2 separate regions of the Homo sapiens genome follow, and region 2 is linked to region 1. Evidence: chromatin contacts called from ENCODE Hi-C data. All regions are on one chromosome and are shown on one strand. The core of a region is the stretch at or near the end of the contact, and the rest is flanking DNA. Distances in the headings are between cores, read along the strand shown. Region 1 has its middle 35 kb from the start of LINC01243. Region 2 has its middle 160 kb from the start of LINC01243.

Region 1 (3,973 bases), core at 37-2,536:
AGTGCCTCTCAATTGTTGCTGTAATCTTTAGATCCTGTGGAAGGTTTTTTCCACACTTTCAATACTGACCTCTAAAAGGTAAATCAGTATACTTCTTTAACACTCACAAATTAGTAATCATCTGTAGAATGCTTAGAATCAATTGTTAATTTTCAGCATCTTTTGACCATCACTGGTCTGTCTCTGACCTGTCTAGCTGTAGGGGATAAAAGCTTATAGCATGTGAGGTTGATTTCTTTGATTTCTGATTCAGTGGATATTATTCTCATCAGAACATTGAGAATGCTTTCAGCATCACTGAAACTTTAAGACAGTTGGCTCTCCCATCTCAGGTGTGCCAGGAGGCAGTGTATGTGTGTTTACATGAATACTAACCAACAGCTGTCCCTCTCCAAGCCTTTGTAGTACTATCTTCTCCCCATAAGGTTTTTTAGTAGGTTCCAAATTGAAGTCACTATGCTATATGTTGTCTACATCAAGCAAAGCCAACATAATATGTCATCTCTTGAGGAAATTACATCCGAATTCAAAGCTCATTGTGGCACACTTTTTCAACATTTGATATTTAGAAAAATACTAACATCTACGATTCTTTTTTCCTTGATTTAAAATGAGATAACTAAATACATTCTAGTATTAAGTGAGATACCGTATTTAAAGTGATTAGTGTCAAACTTTACATCCAGCAGTATTCAATAAACATTAACAGTCATCACTATTATACTGAACTAAAGCTCTTTGTCTCCAGATATTCTGCTCTAGCTAGAATGTAGAATTCGTAAGAAAAAATTGTTTCCATTTTTTGGAAATTGTTTCCTAGATAAATTAAAAGTCCTATGTTTTTAAAGGCAAAAAGTGCTGGTGATTCAAAAGACTCTTAATGATTATGTTCCAGAGAAATACCAGAAGTTTCTAGAAAAACAGAAACCAGTGATCTCTTCCTTCTCTCAGGCATATGTTAAACCTCGGCCACGGGTGGGTAGAGGATCAAGCCTGCCAAACTTAAAGGGACTGTTATGGGATAAGGAGAAACCAGCGGAATGGATAGCAACCATTTGAACTGATGTGATAGATTCGAGTATGTGGGATCCCAAATATACAGCTAAGTTTTTCCTGCCTGCCAGTTCTTTTTTACAGGACATTTTCTGAAAGCATAATAGAATTGAAGGCTGGAGGATGGATTGAAAAACAGAAATAAGTCTTTGAAGTCCTGCTGTACTTATATCACAACATCCTGCTAGATGTACGGAACCACATGTTATTCTTAAGAACAGGAAGCTAAAAGGAAACTGAAACTCACTCAGCAGCAAAAACAAACAGGCCAAACAACTCAGCTCAGCCCTGAAAGGATTAAAGTATTGTCCCCTGCGTGTAAATGTATATCAAAAGAGAAAAATATAATAGTATTTGGTCAAATTACAATTTTTTTTGAACACAATATTTGGTATACAAAAAACATTTACATAAGGGGCAGAAAACCGTAAAATTAATATTCATATTCAACAGTTAAATAAGAAAATGGGAACAGAACAACAAACAACCTAAGTGTTAGAAAAAACACTTTATAAAAATGATTACAAATAAGAGAAAAATCAGAGAGAAAAGTGGACAAAATCAATGAAAGTATTGGTCATTTTAACAGATGGCTGAGAATAGGAGATTATTATTTTCACAGAAATTTTATAATTTTATAAAAGAACCAAATGTATTTTCTTCAACTAAGAATTTTTTAAAATCTTAAATAGTGTTGCTTGGATAGGGTAACAGCAGACTTGTCACAGAAGAAAAAATGGCTTAGAGAATTTAAGATACATTAATAAAACTATACAAAGTATAGAGTGAGCATAGATTAATTTATAAATAAAAGAAAAAATTAAAACAGAGTATCAGTCTTCTGAGGTAATGTCAAATATTTTTCCATGTTAGGAGACTGAGAATAACACAGAAAGATAATTAAGACACAGAAAATTTTGAAGATACAATATGAAAGAATCTCCTAAATTTGTAAAACCTTTAATATGAATTTCAGTAAGCTCATTAAACCCCAAACAGGATTAATACAACACAAATACACATATGCACCAACCCAAAGCATATCATAAAGGCTTCATAAAAATGCTTTTAAAAACTTAAATATTGTCATCACTGATAATGAAACCCAGATGACCAGAAGGCAATAAAATGTCATTTTTAAAGAGCAAAAAGGAAAAGAAAATCTAGTCAATAGTTTTTAATCTAGTGAAATATCCTTCATAAATGAAAGTAAAATAAATAGATAACTGGAAAAATGAAAGCTGAAAAAAATTTGTCTCCAGCATACCCACAATAGAAAAAACAAAATTTACTCTTCAGGTAAAGGAAAAATGTTTTCAGGAAGAAGCACAAATCTGCAGGAAAGTATGAGAATGATAGATTAATATAGATAAAGATAAAAGTCTATAATAAAACATTAAAAGATCTGTGTAATTTTGGATGTATGGCTTAAGTAGAATAAAATATGGTATTTATTTATATATCAATAATAACAAAAGATTGTTATTCTTGTTAACAGATTATTAAAATATTAATTCAAACTGAGCTCAAGTTAGCCATATGTATTTTAAAGTGCTAAGTAAACATTAAAATAGGAAAAGTGAAATGCAATAGTGCTGACAAAATAAAAAATTACTTGAGTTCCTCAAAAGAGACAAAAATGTAAAAAGAAAAAACAGAAGGAAATAGCAATAGCTTGTATATTTTAAAACAACCTCATCGGTAACTATATTAAATATAAATGGTCTAACCACTCCAATTACATTAGAAAAACTGTCAGATTTTATAAAAAGAGGCTTAAATATAGGCAGTTTACAAGTGAACCACTTAAGTATAAGCATAGATTTCCAGAAAAAGTTGAGCAAACTACATGCAAATAAAGTAGAAAGATGAATATAATAACTAAAGTAACAGCAATCAGTAAAATAGAAAATGGATTAACACAAAGGACATTGAAACAAGCCAAATTTTGTTTCACTAAATAGGTTAAAGCAAGAAGGAACAAAAAAAGAGAGAAAAAAATTTCTAACAAGATGATTGAGAACAGGGGATTATTATGAATTATAAAATATTTTAAACAGGAAGAGAATATTATGAGAAACTTTATGTCTATAATATAACTTAAATAAAATAGGCAAATTCTTTGAGAAAAATAACTTTAAAAAACTGACACAGGAAGAAATGGAAAACCTGCACAATTCCATGTCAGTTAAAGAAATCGGATCTGTCATTTCAAACTTTCTCATTAAAAAAAATCTTTAGACATAGATAACTTTTCTGTTAAATTCTATTAAATATTTATAAAATATATAATAGCAAACCTATGAAAAAAATTTTCAGATATTCGAGGTATAGATAATGTTTCTCTACTTGCTATCCAAGATAGAACCCTGATAATAAAACCTGGAAAATATTACTTGAGAATAAACTCCCTAATCAATATCTCTCATGAACTTGAAATAAATTTAAAGAATTGCCTGTTTTCATGTAGTAATGTATGAAAATGCTGATATATAATAACTAAGTGTTTTACTCTCTGTGAATGAATGGTTGTTTTAGACTTTAAAAATCAGTAAATCAGCCCAGGTGTAGTGGCTCCTGCCTGTAATCCCAGCACTTTGGGAGGCTGAGGCAGGTGGATCACCTGAGGTCGGGAGTTTGAGACCAGCCTGGCCAACATGGTGAAACCCCATCTCTACCAATAATACAAAAATTAGTCAGGCATGGTGGCGCACTCCTGTAATCCCAGCTACTTGGGAGGCTGATCATGCCATTGCACTCCAGCCTGGGTGACAAGAGCAAAACTCCATCTCAAAAAAAAAAAAAAAAAATCAGTAAATCAATATAAAGTAAAAAATGTATATTAAATTTTTAACATAATAGGAGAAATATTTTTATTCTAGTTGAAGAATAATACTCCCAACTCCTTTTCAACTTTAAC
Region 2 (3,664 bases), core at 975-3,474, 200 kb before region 1:
TTCTTTCATGAAGCAAGAAACTTAGACAAGTAGAATGCCTGTATTTTATTGTAAAATATTTGCATTTTTAAATCAAATTTATTTGCTATTTTTTCTCAGCATGCTAAATTATAAATATGACATACAAATTGCTTATTACTGCATAAAAAAGATGTAAAAGTCTGTTTTTTACCATATTGCTTGATAATCAGAAAGTGATGTTTTAATCGTTTACTGTTTAGTTGTGAGGTGGTTCCTTTATACAGGCAGTTTACTTTGTTTTGGTTCTGCTTGGGGAAGTTGGTTAGAGTTTTGTAGTAGTAGTATAATGCAATATCAAGTTGTTCCTCCCTAGCATAATAATAAGCTCCAAGTTAGTGATTTCTGGCAGAATATTTAATTTCTATAAGCAGTGTACTAAATTATTTATTATTAATATTAATTGTTAATATTAACAATTATTAGTTTAATAATATTTACTAATATTAAGCAAAAAATGACTGTATTTGATTTTACTTTAATGTGTTCTTGTTTGAGCCCATGAAATGTCCCTGTGATGTCTCTGTTAAGAAACAGGCACAACAGATAGCGTCATGATGTCATAGAAAGCCAAGTAACAGATTTTATATATATTTAATTTTCTCCTGAAATAAAATTCCAAAGCAGAGGTTTCTCCTGAACTGGGCTATATAGACATATACAGTTTCTCTTCCACCTTCGAAACTACACCATATCACTCTTGTGCTATTTAGTGGTTGACAAGATGAACTTACAGATAAGAGCACAAGGCTGACTTGGCCTTCTCCATAAGTGGGAGCTCACCCTGGACTGATTATTGCTATAGCAGCCTAAAAGGAAGAAGAGAAAGGAAGCACTACTCTGATTTTCTAATTTGATCCCTCATCTCTAACTATGCATAGCTATCTTGACCAACAGATTTCCTCAGGACAGATTATACCATAGGCACTACATGATACTACAACACATAATGGGTTGCTAATACTTATGTGACATAAATTCTGTCTTCTACAGGGGATTCCCATTTCCAAAAAGAAGTTAACCAAACAAACAGAAAACTTCATAGCCAAATTTTCATTTTAAACGTATGTTTTAAAGTGCAGCAAATAAATAATAAATGCATGAAATAAATTACTTTTAAAATATATTCTGTCCAATGTTAAGGAGTGTTTTCTTTAAAGCAGTTCATACAGCTCATTCAACTGCACATATTTATAAATGTTTGAGTTTCTCATGTTTCTTCTCACAGAAATTTTTTTTTGTTTTTTGATTCATTTTCCAAATATAAGCTCAACTACTATCACTGCCTTTTCAGGTGTTATGTAATAATTTTTATTTAATGATGACAGCATAATTAAGATTTTAAAGTATACTCTATGTCTATACTCTTGCTTATTTTTTTTCAAAAGGTAGGCACAATGCTAATTTATTTTGTGTTTGAGCAAGGTACAAATATAAAAAAACATTTCTAGGAGTCTTATTTTATAAAGAAGAAAAAAGTCGTAACTCTGATCTTATATTTGTTGAAAAAAATAGTAAAAATGGAGTAAGAACTTTATTTCACTTTATGTGTGTTTTTGTGTATCTGTATGTTTGGAAGCAAACAGATAACCCGTGATTATCACTTGTCTATCTGTCCCTTAAAAATAGTACATTTGTAATATATTTGTTCTTAAGTCTGATATTTTAAGAGAGAATATCAAATAGAACAGAAAAAAATCATTTTGAAATTTTTGTCTGATCCTGATCCATTTAATCTTGAGCTCAGCTATCCAGCAGCACTTTTCCCTAAACGTGATTATCACGTTTAGGGAAACACTTCTTGTCAGACTACACAGAAAATCTTTCTGAATGTAGGCTCCTGTGAGGTCTCTTGTTTTCAGTAAGTTAGAGAACTGATGTGATATGTTTGTTTGATATAGGATAGAGTTGTGATATTTGTTGCTGTATTTGTTCATATGGTGTTTATTTTCTGGAAAACAAAAGTTCTTACATCACTCTATGAAACTCATAATGGTTTTAGATAAGCTCCGTGGAGGCTTTCATTTCAAAGAGTTCAACATTCGGTAAATAGAAATACTCTTATTAGTCATACAGAATCATTTCACAATAATGTTTTCTAATAACACTGGAGAATTTGTGGGGCCCTCTCTGGGCCACTAACCCTGTTACAAACCACATCTACTTGCAAAACAGCTAGAGTTTCAGGCTGTAGTTATCTGCCTTAGCTAGGATTGAGCAAGCAGAAGACAGCTGCTGCCCTTTCTCATCTAGCCTGTAGGGTGAGCCTTGCACGTGAATCTATCAGAACAAAAGCAATCTATTGACCTAAATGGGAACTGAGCTGATACATAACCTCTGCTAAATGATCCATATCACAAAATGGTTGATTGGAGTGCTAAAAATCTTTTTGGATATTTTAATCAGAATTTTAGTAAAGACAACACTGGTATGCTGTCTGTTTATGACACGGGCTATTAAATCTAGACTTTCCTACTTCAGTTGATTGTTTGTAACAAGAATTAAATTGTGCTTCTAAAATTCCTTGCTTGTCTCCCCCCGGTGATTATGAGCATGCTTCCTTTTCCTCGGCCAAGTTTACAAGGTTTAAATGAAAAATAGTGTTGCCATGTTACACCTATGTGATCTGCATAATAGCTCAAGATGAATAGTGCTTCTTCAACTTTAGCAAAGGAAGATCTGTATGTTTCTTAAGCACTTGAATTTTAAGCATTGTATTTGATTGATGTTCTTGAAATGATACTTTCAGTTCTTTGCTAAAAACAAGGGTACATATCTGAAAGAAGCTCATCAGTCCAATAGCTCTTACAAATGTGCTGCTTTCTGTTTTTAAATAGAAAAGCGTCTGTCCTGGGCTTTTCTTTTTTCATTCTCACAGTGGCTCATTTGCACCATTCCTAGAAATATCATCACACTTGGCAGCTTTTCATTAAATGAGGGAGTGAATTTGTCAGCGTTCTCACAGAGAGCTATATTTATCAGGGCTTGCTTTTACACATTATAAGCTTTCTGCCATCCTGGGGAAAGCATGGAGAACAGTCAGTTCCCAGTGCTTCTTGCCTGTCAGGTCCAAACAGCTCAGAATTTGTCTAGGTTCAGCCTATAAGCACTGAAGAGGAGTTTGTCTCTTTTGCAAGGGTCCAGTTTTGTTGATTTTTCTTCAAGCTGTGTTTTAAGACTAGCTAAACACCAGGTGAAGTTTTTTGTTTGTTTGTTTTTTAAGTTGGGTGCAGTGGCCCACGGCTGTAATCCCAGCAATTTGGGAGGCCGAGGCAGGCGGATCACCTGAGGTCAGGAGTTCAAGACCAGCCTGGCCAATATGGCAAAACCCTGTCTCTACTAAAAATACAAAAATTAGCCGGGCGTGGTGGCAGGTGCCTGTAATCCCAGCTACACGGGAGGTTGAGACAGGGAGAATTGCTTGAACCTGGGAGGCAGAGGTTGCAGTGAGCCGAGATCACGCCACTGCACTCCAGCCTGGGCGACAGAACGAGACTCCGTCTCAAAAAAAAAAAAAAAAAGAAAAATTTTTTAAATGGGCTTGTCATTCATTATTAGGTGAATTTTCATATGAAGACAATTATTGTATTTTCCCATGGAATCTCTAGACACATTTGTTTGTCTTGGGCAAATTCAGTATCTGTTA

Evidence for each region. Hi-C counts contacts between places; a loop is a spot of excess contacts on that map. Pooled maps may share reads with other maps.
Region 2: a loop to region 1 is called in a map with no recorded cell type, with 6 times the contacts of the local background. The contact joins two enhancer-like sites. A Hi-C loop is called at or near these places in 14 of 37 single-sample maps with no recorded cell type and 10 of 50 pooled maps.

What each region holds. Positions count from the first base shown.
Region 1 is chr9:31,344,549-31,348,521 of GRCh38, reverse strand. No RefSeq gene overlaps it. Among named protein-coding and RNA genes, the nearest start is that of LINC01243, 35 kb to the left of the region's middle. RefSeq lists enhancers at 1,217-1,276, 1,307-1,376. Within about 2 kb of position 1,286, at least 7 of the 41 ENCODE cell types and tissues checked have a DNase peak (open chromatin) inside an H3K27ac peak, as active enhancers do.
Region 2 is chr9:31,541,156-31,544,819 of GRCh38, reverse strand. No RefSeq gene overlaps it. Among named protein-coding and RNA genes, the nearest start is that of LINC01243, 160 kb to the right of the region's middle. Within about 2 kb of position 2,224, at least 3 of the 41 ENCODE cell types and tissues checked have a DNase peak (open chromatin) inside an H3K27ac peak, as active enhancers do.